2 separate regions of the Mus musculus genome follow, and region 2 is linked to region 1. The links are chromatin loops, found by intact Hi-C in ENCODE. Cell type or tissue: left cerebral cortex. All regions are shown on one strand. Links, peaks and the distances in the headings refer to the core of each region. The heading gives the core; the rest is flanking DNA. Region 1 has its middle 60 kb from the start of Gm40016. Region 2 holds the start of F930015N05Rik (RIKEN cDNA F930015N05 gene).

Region 1 (8,334 bases), core at 175-8,174:
TCACACATACAAACCCAGGAATTTGAACCTAGTTCCTGCTACCAACGATCTGTTTTCCTACACACCGTCTGCCCAGGGAACTTGTACACATCTGAATAAGTGCACTCAAATCTCAACGAATCAGAGTGAAACTGTCTCCTTATTTATCAACATCTGCAATTGCACTATGGATTATTATTTTTCCATGAATCGCTAACAGGAATATTTGTAAATTTTCTGTTCTGGGCTGGAAAAATGATTCGGCAGTTAAGAGCTCTGACCTCTCTTCCAGAGGACCTGAGTTCAGTTCCCAGAACCCAGCTCACAATTGTCTATAACTCCCATTCCAGTGGATCTGATGCACTTTTCTGGTCTCCGCAAGCACCAGGCATACACCCAGTGCACAGACATATGTGCAGGCAAATCACCCACATACAGAAAACTATACATGTCCTGCTCTGTGACTTAGTGTTTTCATCATTTATTGTTAGTTTTATTTTTTCCTCTGGTCATAAAGAAAAGGAAAGCAGGGGAAGGGTGGATGACTGGATTTCTACACACATGTGTGTGACCCCCAAGTGTTTTGTTGAAATATAGATCCATGTCTGTAGAAATGATTCTGTCGGTAACAAGCTTGCTGTGAAAGCAAGCTGACCTGAGTTTGAGTGGCAGCACCCTTGTAAAAGGCCAGGCATGGCGGCACACCTCTGTAATCCCAGCTCTGGGAGGAAGAGAGAGGCGCTCTGCTGAGGTCACTAGCCAGCCTGCCTAGCCAAATCAGTGAGTGACCCTGCCCCAAAAATGTAAGGCGGAAAAATTATTGGGAAAGACACTCAAAGACCCTTTGGCCTCCACCAACATGAACACACACATGTGTGAGCACCTACAGACACACATGGAACACACATGAGCACACATATGCACAGGTGCCTCCTGTGGACTCTAAACGAGTGCATCTTGGTTTTCTGAGTGTATAGATGAGTTTTGCTATTTCATCGAGAGTGAGCAGCATGACTCTTGGATGCCCTGACACAGTTCTCTAGCAGTTTCATTAAGTTTGCCTAGTTTCGACTTTGAGAAATATTTGTAGCTTTTATCCAAAGCAGCAAGCACCCACCTTTCTCCATACCTTTGTCCCAAAGTTCGAGGTTTGTGCGGTTTATATTTGTACGAGTCTGTCATAGACTCGTTTGATTTTTGACTGACGTGTTTCAGCTCAATATTTTGCTTTTTTCATCCCAAATGCTTTTTGGTTTTGGTGTTGCCTTACAGATAATGACTGGCTGGATTTGGCGGAACCAACCTGGGTGTCTGGCTTCTCAGAGAGGCGGTTGGATATACCAGTACTTACCTAAACGAGGTCTGTACTGGTTGCTAACACATAGCCCTGAGTTTTAAAGTGCTGTTTAGGGCTGTTTCCTGAATGACTTCTGTTGGCTCCGTGGGCTTTCTTTGCCTTCAGTCTTTGATATTTATCTCTCTCGTTTCAAAAGCTCTCTTTTTCTTAACATCAACTAATTCTCCCAGTCAGGACGGAAGCCATCTTTTGAGTACACATAACCTTCTACTCTCTCATTTCTCAGCTTTTGTTAATAATAGCTGACATCTTAAACTTGATTTTTCCCATGAATTCATGAATTTTACATTATTTTTAAAAGGAGCAGATGTTTTGATTTCAGACTCATTTTTACAATGAGATTCCCATTTGTCCTGGTGAGAGCTGGATAAATACGGGTCTCGTTCACTCAGACTTAGCACTGAACCCATCAAATGCAATGCAACGGTTCTTCTCCTCTTCCCAGCTTGGAATATTTTACCGTCCCCCGGTCGGCTGGAGGCATGCTTCAAACAACTGCCTTCTGCAGCTCTTGTCTGAGCTCTTGTTTAATACAGATGTATTTTATTGCCCGTGTTTATTAAAGATGACTTGTAGCCTGCTGGTTACTGCTGCGAAGTTCAGGCTGCAACAGCATCCTGTGGCATCCATGGCAAAGAGAAGCTGGCTGGTTTAACGGTGTCACACATGGCAGAGGTGCTCAGGTCTGTGTGAAGGGAGACTTGTCAGCACCTTGGGAGTGGCTAAGTTGTCACAAGACTTGCTTGCTGTCCCATTCTCTGGTGTTTTTCTTCCTTCTGGGTAGAATGATTTGTTAGAAACTGTCTGCTTGCTGTGGGAACCCATCATCTGAAAACAGTGGATGTTTTTAATGCTGGAATCCTGAAATGATATGGCTTTTCCTTTGAGAATTGCTCCACCATCCTTTGGTCCTGGGTTTCTCCCTTGGCCTCCTGTTCTTCTGTACCTGTCCTCCCCTCTCTCATTGGTTCCTTGGGACTTCTTCCTGATTCTCAGGCATGAACTCAATTCCTTTGCTGCAGCCAGCATGTCTTCTTTTAAATCCCACCACTCTTTCTCACTCAGATGTTTCTTTTTCTGTTTCCTTCCAAATGGAATGGAGTTTCCTATCCAGCAAAGAGGCACACATTGTAACCTTCTGTGGGAACCACCAGTTTAAAGTGAAGAAAAGGGCTGAGAAAAGGAGGCTACCTGCCTGAAATAACCCGAGGAGAAATTGAATATTAAACAAAACAAAACTAATTCAATTTACCAAGGATGAATGGACTGGGTGAATGAGCAAGCTTGGGTCTTCTCTACCATCCCCTCCCTCCCTTCCATCATTAAACCTCACAGAACCAAGAGCCTGTGTATCCCTTTAATTGTCCGCCATCAGGAGTTGCATAACAGAGCCATGTATCCGGACCTCTCTGCCTTTGTTAAGTAACTGCTAGCTAAGCTTTCTTCCTTCTGTTTTTTTGATGGGGGAGGGTGGGGTGGGGTGAGGACCTCGTGTTCCCTATCCTGACATTGAACAGCCTGTGTACCGCTGAGAAGAACCTTACACGTCTCATCCTCTTCCCTCCATCCCATCCTGTGCCTAGATGCTAGGATTGTAGGCATGTGCTAACTACCATATCTGTTCTGTGCAGTTTGGGGACTTGAATCCAGGACTTCTTGAATGCTAAGCAAGCACTCTACCAACTGAGCTACACTCCAAGAACTGTTTCTTTGATTAATTAGTTAATTAATTAGTTTGTTTGTTTGTTTTTGAGACAAGGTCTTGGCATGTAGCCTAGGCTAGCCTCAGAGGCGTAGCAATCCTCATTCTCTTGCATGTTGGGATTACAGGCAAGAATCACCACTCTTGGTTTAGCTAACAGTTTAACTCTTTGGCTATTTATAAATGGGGTCATGAATTTTACATTATTTTAATGTAAAGCTTTGCAGCCAAACTGGTCATTTTTCAGCATTTAGCTGACTGCGCTCTTAAAGCCCATATTACCAAGCACACTGTTTAAATTGTATTAACATAATTTTAGATATTACCATGTTGTCTTTTCCCTGTGTGTGGGTATCTAATTCTCTTCTGTGGTCACACATTCAATGTCCTTTCTCTGCTCCTGCTCTTGAAGACTCACAGTCCTCAGTTACACCAACAGTCTGTGCTCATGCTGTAATGACGGCACGATATTCACCCAGAGGCAGGCAGACACTGGAATGCTTTCTCTTATAAGTTCATAGCCACACTATTTTTCTTTGTTTAAAAATGTATTTTTTACAATATTCCCAAATATTGGAGCACAATTATGAAGCCACTGTAGTTTACCGTTTCCTATGGCCGAGTATCCTAGCTAAGGCAAGGTCAGCGGTCAAAGGTGAAACAGTGAAAGAAAATTTCTTCCTGGTTCCTCAGAAAGACCGTCCTGTTTTAGATGATTCCCACTAACGGTCGGAATCCCATATCCCTCTCGCCACTCAGCCCTTTGTGCCTCATCTGAGTTATTTGTCTGCATCTTGTCTCCTCCCTTAGAGATGTTTCCAGGGCAGAGTCTATGGCTAATTCATCTTTCTAAGAACTCAGTTCATCGTCCCGATGGAAGGCCAACCAATAAGCGCAAACAATTAATCAACAAGTTCTGAATCTGATCCTAACATTTGTACCTGATTCCTGTGTCCCTGCAGAATGGCCGTGATGCTGACGGTGGCAAATTGAACCGAACAGACTTAGTTATGTGCTGTATTAAAATATATAGGAGAGAGACATATAAAGGGACACTTGGGTCCTTGGTAACTTGTGAAATGTCAAGACCACCCTCAGTCCCTTACCAGCCCACAATGCCATCTTCCAGGCTCAGTTCAAACCTGGAGACCTGGTTCCACCAGCTCTAGCACTAAGAAACTGTCTGTTTGTCCTGGGCACATCAGCCTTTTCTTCCATACAACGCCACAGGGTTTTAAAGTAAATCTCAAGGGGCAATCCCAAGACCAGGGCATTCATACCAGCAAATTGGAGGTAGAGGCAGGAAAACCATAAATGAGGCCAGTCTGACTTACAAGATGCGTCTATAGCATTTCACCAGACCGCTTCCATAAACACCCACCACAGCCTTTATCAGCTCTAAGCCCAGCCTGCTCTGTGTTCCCGTAATACAAACTTGGAAAACATCCTGCATCAGGAGAAAAATCAGTACAATGTTTCTATTGAATAGGTCATGGCCCGTTTGTTTTCTTCCAAATCTCTTAGGAAAAGAGATTTGTAGGTAATAGGATCCAAACAAGTGGTCCCAAATAAAAACTTCTCGGGTGTACAGTGCCTCACTGGCGTGTCCACCGGTAGAGGGCGCCTTACCCTCAGCAATACTCCCTAGGGTTCAGGCGCTTCTTCACCTTACCGTTCTCAGGATGCCAATTAGCAAAAATGCAAAATAGCTTTCTCTTCCTTCCTCGAATTTCTTGAATTTTGAAAATAAGACTGTCTTCCTGATTTAGAGGTGCTAGGTTCTTAAGGAGCCGAGAGAGGACAGCCTTTCCTGCACAAGGAAGCGTGGAAAGAATCATGGGGTGGGATGCAGTCATCCTCTGAGGTTGAGTTCACCCGGCCAACCCATCACGGCTCAGAGACTGGTGTGTGGCTTTCTCAGCTATAGAAACTTTGTATGTGTACATATCAAACGGGTTTGATTTTACACAAATGAACTTGTGCCGCTTATGAATGAACCATCCAGCTCTAACCTTGTGAGCAGAGGTTGCCGATGTCAGTCAGCACTTGACTGGTGGCCAAATGAAAGGACTGACCTCTAGGGAGGTGGAGGCTCAGGCCCAAATCCCTCTAATTGCTAAGGAAAACGGGGTTCCAAAGCCCAGTTGCTGAGGACCAGCGCTCCAAAGATCAGAAAACTCGGTAATCAGTGCCTGAGAGAACCCAGAGCACAGAACAGGAGTCAGAATAGTGTATGAAGCGCCTTTTGGAAGGCTTTAGCAAGAGTCAAATGTACAATTCTATATTATTCATAATTTTCATAATTGGGATAATTGGGGGTAGAAGTTGCTTGGAATTTCTTTCCTTTCGAGACAGGCTTTCTCTGTGTACCCTTGGCTGTCCTGGAACTCACTCTGTAGACCAGGCTGACCTCAAACTCAGAAATCCACCTGCCTCTGCCTCCTGAGTACTGGGATTAAAGTTCTGTGCCATCGCTCTCAGCTCTGCTTCTGATCTCCGTGCTCATGTTAGTTTGCATGTGTGCTGTCGTCTGCGTTCCATTTTCAACACAGTAACAAAAGTACTGAGAGCAGGGTAATTTTATTAAGAAAAGAGTTTTATTTGGTTTAGAGTGTTTAAACTGGAAACATCTTACAGGCTTTGAGCCCCTGCACCCCAATACACACACCAGGTCTGCTGTGCCATCCCAGATCACATCTCACAACTGAAAGGAGTAGGGAGTCCCCAAATCCCCTTGGAGGCATTCCCCCCATTGACCTAAGAATCTCCAAGCTCCACTTTGTTTAAAGTCAGGGTCCTGCCATATATAGCACAAGGTAGCCTGCACTTCTGATACTCCTGCCTGGACCTCCTCAGAATTGACATGCACCACAAGATCTGGCTGAGGCCTCTGCTGTTAAATTCCCACATTTTCTACAGCCTCACTGATCACAGCGGCTTCATTTAACATGGGTTTCCTGAGAGGCAAGTCTCATCTAATCACAGCACCCTGCTTCTGAGGAAACACTCACTTTCTTTCTACCCAGGTGATCTTGGAGATGTCCAATCAACAGGAAAAGCCATGCCTTTGCCCACAGTGCACAGACTCCTGCATGCTTGATGTGACCTCTCAACCCTTGGCCTACCTATCTCCTGTTAGTACGTCCACCCTCAGCTGCTGTTCCTCAGGCCTAAGGTTCTCTCCACTCCAAACTTCTGAGGGTGAGATCTGCTTCCTCCATTACCACCAGAGGGTCTGAGTGGTCACCTGGTTACTGGACTCTGTCAACTTGTGTAGAAGCATTTGGTTATCTTTATAAGCCACTGACCACTACTCAGACTTGTGTTTATGTTTGGTGTACCCATCCATGACTAAAATACACATTTTGTGAAAGCAGAGCCTTCGTCTTCCATGGCTCACCCTCTTATCCTTAGCTCTCCACGGATCCTGGAGGAAAGCTACAGGATAATGTCAATCTGAGCTGTGTGCGTCGACCTTAAGTCTGGAACTCAACTTCTAGGAGCGCTTCTTCTTCTTCTTCTTCTTCTTCTTCTTCTTCTTCTTCTTCTTCTTCTTCTTCTTCTTCTTCTTCTTCTTCTTCTTCTTCTTCTTCTCCTTCTCCTTCTCCTTCTCCTTCTCCTTCTCCTTCTCCTTCTCCTTCTCCTTCTCCTCCTCCTCCTTCCTCTTCCTCCTCCTCCTCCTCCTCCTCCTCCTCTTCCTCCTCTTCCTCCTCCTCCTCTTCCTTCCTCTTTTTTCTCCTCCTCCTCCTCCCCCTCCTCCTCCCTCTCCTGTCACTCCTCCTCTTTCTATTCTTATTCTTATTCTTCCCAATAGAAGTTTCTTTAAGCATGCTTCAAGTGGTGTTTGAGCCAGCCCTAAGACCAGACTAAGACTGAGCCTGCCTCCTTGGGACATCAGGTCTAATTGATGGATGAACATGATCACTTGCATTGTGACTCTTATGGACTGACTCCATGATTCTATTTCTTAACCCAATGGATTCCAACATAAAATTCTTCATGGGGGAAGGGTAGCATCAAAGACATGGACAAATCCTGCGTGATGGATGAAGTGCTAGACTTCAGGGGAGAAGGGATCTGTAAACTGGCATGTGAAGGCGATTTAAAATAAATGACATATGAGACTGGCATGCCACTGTCTGTGATGCCATCTGACCCTCTCTGGAAGCTATGAGATAGTCTGGGAGGATACTAATAATTCTCCCTTATCACTCTTAGTATAAAATGGAATACTGTAGTATTCAGAAGACAGAGCAACTGTGCCTTTCTCATTTGATACGGATAAACCGAGCGTCTGAGAGCAGTCCTTGAGAGATAAAGGCTATGAGGAATTCTAATGCATGCAGCCCTTCAGTCATCAAGATTATGGATCCCTCCCTCACTCTATACCAAGAAGCAGAGACAAGTCTTAGGCTCTGGATAGATGAGGTGGCAGAAATTGGTATCCTAAGTCCACATGTATTAGGTGCCATTGCCTACATTCCTGGCTTGTTTTGTTCTGTGAGATTCAGCAGAAATGCTTTCCAGGACATATTACCAAATTCCCACAGCTCTGTAAAGCACTGATTTGTGATTTTGAAAACAAGAACATCAGAGAAGTTAAAGGGTATGTGTGTTAGTTATGGTGCTGCACACCTCTCAGCACTTGGGAAGTAGGGATAGAAGGATCAGAAGTGCAAGGCTAGCCTTGGCTACACAGAAAATTAGAGGTTAAGGTGGGCAGCAGGAGAGCCTTGGTCAAACAACATCAAGATATCAGCGTTACTAGATGGTGCAGTCATACTGAGCTGTAAATGCAGAGAGCTCTGGTGCTCTGCCCCCTTTTGCCCCTTACAGGGCCACAGCTCAGTAGAAGATTTTAGAATAAGCTCTGTCTGACTCGTAGGTGTGTTCTGAAGCCAATGACTCCTAAGAGAGTCACTAGCATACTACACTTAATGAAAACATCAAGTCATTTAGACTGAATTATGTGTGCACTTCAAGTGTTGTCAGTAGAGACATAGTAGAAGTAAGATATGCTGCACTTTTTTGTTGTATCTTGGCACATTAGTTCTTAGTGTATCTATATACATTAGCTCAACTTTATTACTCTTGTTTACTCATTCATAAATTGTTTGGACTGGGTATGGGGACCAACACTGGATACTTGTGATGGGGTGGTAGGCATAGTCAACCTCCTGCTTTGATTTATGCTCTTAGAGAATTTACTGCTAGGACTGGAGAAAAGGAGAGTATTTCATAATTCCCTTTGTCTACACTTCTACTAAGAGAGCATGCCAAAGACTGATCTCATTGG
Region 2 (8,334 bases), core at 47-8,046, 1.0 Mb after region 1:
CAGCGGGGCCCCTCCAAGCTGTTCCCAGCTGGGGCCCCAGAGGAGTGGGTAGACTTCCGGAGCGCTCAAGAGGCCAGAAGGCTTGAGTCCCATTCGGATAGAGGGACTAGGGGGACTTTGCTTGCTCGGTTGCTGAGACGAGCTGAGCCAGGACTCAGGGCACGCTCCTGGGCGGGCCAGGAGAGCAGAAGCTGGAAAAAGGGTCACTCGTTCTAACCGGAGCGTACACAATTCTTCGGCCCGAGAGTCCTGCGCCCGCTCCACGGGGGACTGAGCCAAGGATGTGTTATCGCTGAGCCAAGTTCCGCACCGCTCAGGACCCTGCTGAGCCGAGCACCTTCGCCACTGCCGCCGCAGAGACTCCCTTGCCGGGCGACTCTCGGAGACCCAGGGCGCGGAGCTCTGCGCAGCTAGGCTCAGGACTCGGGCGCGTTTCAGACCCAAGACCATGGTTTCTTAAGCACGGCCCCGCACCCCTTTCCTCCTCGTCGCCCGAAGCCCAGGACCCCAAGAAGGGCTCGCAGTGCTTGGTCCCTAGTTCCAGCCCCTGCTGCCGCCCAGCGGGGCAGCTCTCAGGCACGCAGGGCGGCTCAGGCGATGCGGCCGCGGGGCAGCACGCTGGCTGGCAGCGGGGATGGCGGAGCTCCCAGCACAGTCGTGGCCTAGCATGGCCCGCTCGCCGTCCGAGGTCGCCTCTGGCTAGGATGGCCCCCTCGGGTCCCACCGGCGCCCAGCCCAGCCCGGCGGAGCCACTGTCGCGCAGCATCTTCAGGAAGTTCTTGCTGATGCTCTGCTCGCTACTCACTTCCCTCTACGTCTTCTACTGCCTGGCGGAGCGCTGCCCACCCGGCTCGGGCCCCGTCGCGGGGGTCCCGGGGCGCGGCGTCCCTGCAGGACCCAGGGAACTGGCGATGTGGCCCGCGGGAGCGCCAAGGAAGCGCCTCCTGCAGCTGAGGCAACGGAGGAGGCGCGGGCGGTCGGGGCCAGGAGACAGCAGCGACCAGGAGGAGCAGAGCCCTGGGCTGGCCGCCGCACCAGGAGGCTCCGGGGCGGGAAGCAGCGTGGCCGAGGCCCAGCCGGGGACCCTGGCCTTACTTCTGGACGAGGGCAGCAAGCAGCTGCCGCAGGCCATCATCATCGGCGTGAAGAAGGGCGGCACGCGGGCGCTGCTGGAGTTCCTGCGCGTGCACCCCGACGTGCGTGCCGTGGGTGCTGAGCCCCACTTTTTTGACCGCAGCTACCACAAGGGCCTCGCCTGGTACCGGTGAGCGCGGGGACCCCCATGGGTACTTCTGAGCGCTGGCTGTGCAGAGGGGGAGACTAGGAAGGGATGGCAAAGGGGGAGCAGTAGCTGTTCCCATCTTGGGCTCCCGTTCTTCTCCCTTGGGGAGGGGCAGATGGAGAGAGGAATGGAGATCTTGATTTTAATTGTCAGGGCTCCCCAGTTCCCCAAACATCTTATTCCTTGAAATCGCCCTAGTAATTAGATAAAGGAAAAGAAAAGGAAAGAGGAGAGTTTCCTTTTAAGTTAGAAAACTGTTCCTCATTACTGGGCTTACCAAGGGAAGCCTATGTCTATTCCTTTATCTTTGGGGTAATTCCCTGTGGTTAACATGGGTCTTTGCTCCGGTATTTATTTGCCTTGACCCTTTGCCAGATAGTTGTCCAAGGTGGTAAGTCATATAGAAACTTAGTAAAAGTGTCAAGAGTCCCTGTAGTTTGGATAATCTATGCCTCATCACGTGCCAGCAACGACTAACTGGGTTTTAAAGAACACTTTGTTGGTAATACTATCAGCCTGACAGAAATTTTTCTAAAGATCTCCTAACTATTATCTTTACAAATAAGATAGTTAATTTTAAAGGGGGGGGGGAAATCATGGGAAAATGCGCTGGATACAATTTAGGAAGTAAATGTTATTTACAGGATAAGCTGATTTGCCAGTGTCAAATTCAGATCACCTATAATATCAGAGTTAGCCAAACTCTAATAAATTCTAGCGTGGCCTGGATTTGGTTTGTGGTAAAAAATACTGATTTATTTTCCCCTCTCCTCCAAGTTCAAGGACAAAATTCATATGGTTAGAATTTTCTCATTTTTATAAAGTTCAGCCTGTTCATAAAATATTCATTCTCATTATAACTGAAACAATATTAGAAAAGTTATGACACAGTTGAGGTACACGTGGAAGGAACCATTCATAAAATACAGACAGACATGATGTGACGAGTTTATTCACTTGTAGAGTCAAGAACATGTTCAGATTGATTTCGGGAGCTGAATTTATAGTTTAGTCCTAAAAAAATAATAATCAAATTCAAACATTAAACACTTCTAAAAACAGTAACTTCCCAGTCATTGGAAAGAAAAACAATCAGCTTTCCCCTGATATAGCATATATATCATTTAAAATCATCAGCCACTTAAATATACTCCCTCCCCCATGCTTCTGTCATTTATGCCCTATCCTCTGGGAAGTTCTTATGCAGTGACCTGTTGAGTCTGGACAACAGGTCCTTCTTCTGGACACAAAGGCTGTTCTGTGCTATTCCCCAAGGACACAAGAATGAAGTGATTAAAGACCCCTAAAACTCTTATCTAGAGCCGCTCGCATTGAATGTGGCCTCATACAGTGCAGGGAGAGACCCATTTCAAGCCATCAGTCTGAGACATACAGGCCGGCCCTGGGCTCTGAGGTACAATTAAATATAGTGAAACATTTAGTACTAATCCCCTTCATTTTTGCTTTGCCCTACTAAACTTTATTTTCACAAGATGGGATTGCTTCTTCTTACTCCAGTAACGTCTGTTTGAGGGCATGGTATATCTACAGACCTGGATCTGATTTTCTGTGGAACTTTCTGAAATCATGTAAAAGCAAGAAGGTTTTGAGGTAACTCGAAACACAACTACTTTAAAAAAAAAAGTATGGAAAAAAAAAAAAGAAAAAGAAAAAGTCATAAACTTTAAGGCCGCCCTGTCCTTTACTATGAAGAAAATCTCCTTGGATTGTTTATCCAGTAGAGGAGTTTTATAAAGCAATTTATGGTGGTTACAAAAATAACTGCACAGTAGGCTTCATGGTTTGGTGAATTTAATTTTCCAAGTGTCGGAACAATGTCTTTGTTTTAACATTCACAGTGGAGTGGGTTTTTTTTTTTTTTATTGAATGCATAAATTTAAGCTCACTGAATTATATGAGAAACTCTTATTTAAGAGGACCCAACCTGTGGAGCCTGGATTATGGGATTATTTAATGAAAATTTCCCCACGGGTTCTTTTCATCTTGACTCTGAACTTGGAGTTTGATGTTTGTGAGAAGGACTGAAGACTGAAGTCTCTATGTGAGAAAACCCCACACAGGCTGTCTTGAAGCTGCTGTTCATTTTGGCTACTTATATTTACCTAATATTCAGAAGAAGGGTCTGGTTAGACTGTTGTAAGTTGTCCCAAATTTGCAATATAGAATTTCTATGCATACTTAAGACCACACACACACACACACACACACACACACACACACACACACACGCAGGGGCAGGGGCAGGGGCAGGGGCAGGAAAAAACAACAACAAAACCAAACTTTTTATTTGCACCCTGAAGAAAGTTAGAGAAGAGAAAAATATAGGTGATACTTTTGATGCTTAGTGATATGGGGAGTCAAAACATGTCTAGTCTGTCTGTCTGTCTGTCTGTCTGTCTGTCTCTCTCCTTCTTTGTCACTATTTGTCCTAACAGTTTGCGGTGGGAGTGCCCCCTACTGTCCTCACAAAAGGAGAAAGCTTTCGCTTTAAGGAAGTTTGAAGAAATCTCTTCGAGAGGGAGTTTGAGAGTTAGAAATTTCTGTTGCTGAGGTGTTTCTTTATTTCCACCATCAAGATGAAAATAGAAATGTAAGCTGTGTTTCCAGAGTAGAGTATAAATCCATCTTTGAAAAAAAATTATAGTAAAATGAAAATGAATTTGTTACTCAAAATCTCTAGACAGGATATTATTCTTATTGATTTAAAGTGTTTTAATGTTCCTACCAAACACCCTAAAAATGTTTCTGTGTGGGGACTTATATATATAACAACTCAGCACACTCCAGTAGAAGTATTTGGGTATGAAACTCCTCCTTGTTGAATTTGAAAAGCATCCCCCATGACTTAATGGAGCAGAGAGTATTAATACGACAAATGTCTATGGCTTGTGTGTCATGGGATAGTACTCATTCCAAGTGAACAATATCCACTGCTATTGCACGAGTGGTATGACTATAAAAGGGAGTGTACATCCTTTTCCTTTCTTCAAAATGTAAACATCTTTACTGGAAGTCAAGACTGGATCTCTCTACTGTAGTTCCAGGGCAGGTGAGCTTTGAACTGAATGAAAAGGGCCCGCTCCCCGTTTGTCTATTACATCAGTACCAACTAAAAGGTATTCTATTTTCCTTACAGAGACAAAGGATACATATTTGTAAAGTATTTAAATAAACTACACACGAACATGTGTATGTTCACATATATACACTCCTTTTGGTATCTTTGGGGCCATTTGTCCCATCCCCCTGCATGTATCACACTTTGCAGATGCTCCAGTCTCTCCTATAAAATAGTACAATATTCACACATAACTGAAAGCATCCTCCTCTGCACTTTAAATCATGTATGCATTATTTATAATGTGTGATAGGACATAAATGTTATGTAAAGAGCTCCTACAGTATTGTCAAAGGAATAATAGCAGAAAAAGTCAGGACATATTCAGCACAGATGCAATTTTTTTTTCTGTAAGTTTCATGCAGTTGGCTGAGCCTCTGGGTATACAACCTATAGATACAGAGGGCCTGCTGTGCATCTGTCTGTCTTCTATCTATTTATACATCCACACATGCACACAAGCACACATGCGCATAAGTGGCTCCTTGAATACTCTATGCCTTTATTTGGACCATATTTAGAAGCATTTACTATGTTGTCTTTAGTACTACCATGTCCCATATCTTAATTCCCATCATTAGCAAGACTGGACCATTTCGGTCAAGAATATCACATTATCACATACAGAAATGATGAACAAGTACTTAGTGTGAAGACTTGAAGCTCCTAACTTCATCAAAATATGAAACATTTTGACCTTACAACATCATAGATCATGGCCTTCTTTTTCAAGGCCACTGGAGCGATGACTTGAACAAAGGCACTTCTGGTTTCTGGGAGAGCGCTGCATCTCGTGGCAGCTGGGAACAGCTGCACAGCACCTCCAGGAGCCAATCCTACCCTCTGGGCCACCATCCCTTTCTTTCACAAAGAGTTTGAAACTTAAGCTAAAGGAGGTGCAGATCCTGGCCACCCATGCAAGGTCATATGGAGTGAAGTCCAGAGACAATGAATGTCCTTGAGTAAGCAAAGAACCAGGGCCAAGAGGACTCTGAGCCTAGGGAGTCCACGTGTGTAGAGAAAAAGGGAGGCATTTCCTCCATGACTATAATTCCCAGGAGCTCTGAGTGACTAGACACTTCCCACCTGCTCTCATTGTCTGGAATTCTGGGCTTTCTCCCCCATAGATATCATTGGCAACTTAATCAGCTGTGCATGTGTGTGTGTGTGTGTGTGTGTGTGTGTGTGTGTGCTATACATGTATGTGTGTGTGGAAGTAGAAATACAATAGAAGGGGGAGGGATGGCATTTGTATGAAGAACTTCATTAAATGGTTGGGGAATATCTAAGAAATGCTGGTTATAGAAGAATTGCAATACCTCTTGCAAAACCTCAGGTCTGCACTTCCTTGTGTGTACGTCCCCTTATGATCTGAGGGTCAGAGCATGCAGATACACTTTGTGTGTGAACGTGAAGACAATCTCTGGGTGGAAATCCTCCCACAGCGTTATGATCTCCTGCTCCCCGTCCCCCTTTTAACAGAAAACACGCTGGCCCAAATATTTGTCTCACATAAATAAACTGGTTGATTGGCCAGGGAAGAATAAGCGCCAAGTCTGTATTTTAGAGGGGTCATGGGAATAAAGTCAGCCTGTGCAATTAATGACAACAGGGGCTAACCTTACATAGACCAGATGTTCACATCATGAAGAGTGTTGGTCACAAAGCAAACAACCGTCCTTGATATAAACAACCATAAGAAGTGGTTGTCTCTCTATGGGACACATTTAAGCAAATATAAATTGTACCCACCATCAGTTCCATGTCTGGGTCCAGGCAGGGACCCTGTATACTTAGATATTTTTTTGGGGGGGGGGGAGAGGAAAAGAGCGTTACCCTCACCTAATAGAGATGCGGCATATAAAGAGAACTTGTTTTGCCAGACACAGTGACTCACCTTGTAACCCAGAACTATGGAGGTTGAATAAGGAAGACCTCAAGCTTGAAGCTAGTTTGGTTCCCTAGTGAGGAACTACATAAAAAACAACACCCCCCAAAACAAACAAACAAAAAACAAAACAAAAAACCCAAAATATAAAACAAGGCGATCTAGTGTAGTTTCTTGGTCTCTATTTCCCAACAATATGAAACCCTGGGTGTCTAGGAATTTTGTTATCTTCAAGCCATGAGTTAAAATTGTGCAAGTTTCTTACCAGACATGTGCCTTTTATATACACGCACAAGAAAGAAGCAACACTTCTGCCCTCTAGCCTTCGCCTTGGTCAGAGGCTTAACACTTGAGAGCTTGTGTTGATTTGATTTCTGTGGGATATATGGATACAACTAATAAGCAAACATATGTGAACCCAGTGCTCAGATCTCGCCTAATTCCTGCTTCCAACGATAGATACAACTCTTGAGTAGCTGATATTTCTCAGGCACCTGAACACGTACGATTGTCCAACGCCTCTCTTGAGTTCCACACTGCAGAGTACAGTTTTAGCCGGTCTCAGGAGTTGTCAGACAATGGCAGATGTCTGGCAGGAAGGGGGGAGTGTTTATTAATAATGCAGTTAAGTACTTGCCATTAGGAATGCAAGAGAGAGTCTTTGAAAGGATATAAACAAAATTCCTTCTCGCTCGTGAGCCACCTACTTTGAATGTGTTGTGTAGCGCCACCTAGTGGTAAAATACTCAGTAAATTTCCCTGACAACTTCCAGACTAATTGTGTTTGAAGGAAAGGAAAGGAAAGGAAAGGAAAGGGGAAGGGGGGGAAGGGGAAGGGGAAGGGGAAGGGGAAAGGAAGAAATAATAATGAACTTAGATAGCAGGTATAGGCTTCGTAGCCCAGCTGCTGTACTGATCTCTTTAGGTATGGGTGGTTCTCTCTCTCTCTCTCTCTCTCTCTCTCTCTCTCTCTCTCTCGGCAGTTTATTTGTTGGAGAGAAATAAAAGACTTGACTTGACAATAAACCCAAAAAGCAAGATACAAATGATTAGAGGATTTATATTAGACATGTGCATGAGGAAGGAATGCCATATGCCCAGATTACTTTTGTTAGTGCATTTTGCCTCTGTTTCTGAAAGCTGGCTTCAGATGAAAACGCTTCCAGATGACTTTATTGCAGGCTTATTCCTTCCCCTGCGTGGTGCAGCTCTGGAGGAGGGTCTTAATAGAACAGGAGGCATACAGAAGCCAGCTTAACCCTTCCAGCGCTTGTCCTGTGCCTACCAAGTGCAGGACAACTCTTGGGATGGTGATGACATCAGTTAGGGATGCATTTCTGGGCCTGTGGATAGGTGGGGTCAGGTTAAAACAGCAGAAGGAGTAGGGACATGACTGGAAGCCTGGCAGAAGTGAGCTTAATTAGTTAACCCAGGGGCCTCTTTTGCTGAGATCTTCTACGTTGTCCTGATATTATTCATTGAACATAATATTCTTTCATCTGTGGGTATTCATCCACCCCCATCCCCTGTGTCCAGAACCCATGTAAATAAGACAGTCCCAAGATTCCAAATTGAGCTTTGCAACACACTGGTGCAGTGTGACTTTTGAAAAATGTCAAGGTGGCCTAAAACCTGGTAAGGCGCATAATCTCTTTCACATGGGAGAAGACAACAGTGACTCATTATTAAGAAGCATATACATTTAGGGAGGTGTTCTCTTAATTGGGGCCTAGAACAGAAGAATACGTGTTTGTGGAGACAAATTAGGCACACATGGATGCTGCAGATGGTTGAATGAATGGCATTATGTGGCAGCCTCCATATAACTGAAGTTCCACTTACCTGTGCTCAATCATAGTCTAAAAACACATCAATGGGGCAATCCAGAGACAAACAATTCACGATTCTCAAATTTGGAGCCTTTTTGGATAGCAGGATGTGGCATGGCGTTCTATGGGACATGAGTCACCCCTGTGTCTAGTGTACTTAGCAACCATCTCCCTTCCCAACTCCACTGTCCTAGTA

What was found. A loop is a pair of places that touch in the nucleus more often than their neighbours do. Peaks named below come from ENCODE experiments on the same cell type or tissue, not always from the same donor. Only the 100,000 strongest peaks of a DNase experiment are listed, where the experiment ranks them.
Region 2: a loop joins it to region 1, with 4 times the contacts of the local background. A loop is called at or near these places in 20 of 42 quality-filtered maps.

Annotation. Positions count from the first base shown.
Region 1 is chr11:63,400,197-63,408,530 of GRCm38, forward strand. No RefSeq gene overlaps it. Among named protein-coding and RNA genes, the nearest start is that of Gm40016, 60 kb to the right of the region's middle. In left cerebral cortex, for the core only: a CTCF peak has its summit at 4,649 (motif pointing right); a DNase peak (open chromatin) is centred at 4,677.
Region 2 is chr11:64,435,363-64,443,696 of GRCm38, forward strand. Hs3st3a1 (heparan sulfate (glucosamine) 3-O-sulfotransferase 3A1) reads left to right here. Exons shown (of 2, transcript NM_178870.5): 1 at 1-1,264. The coding sequence starts at 705. It overlaps F930015N05Rik (RIKEN cDNA F930015N05 gene), which reads right to left and starts at 1,312. Exons shown (of 1, transcript NR_028445.1): 1 at 1-1,312. In left cerebral cortex, for the core only: CTCF peaks have their summits at 3,769 (motif pointing left) and 7,027 (motif pointing left); DNase peaks (open chromatin) are centred at 425, 521, 886, 2,615 and 2 more places; H3K4me3 peaks cover 1,387 bases; H3K27ac peaks cover 456 bases.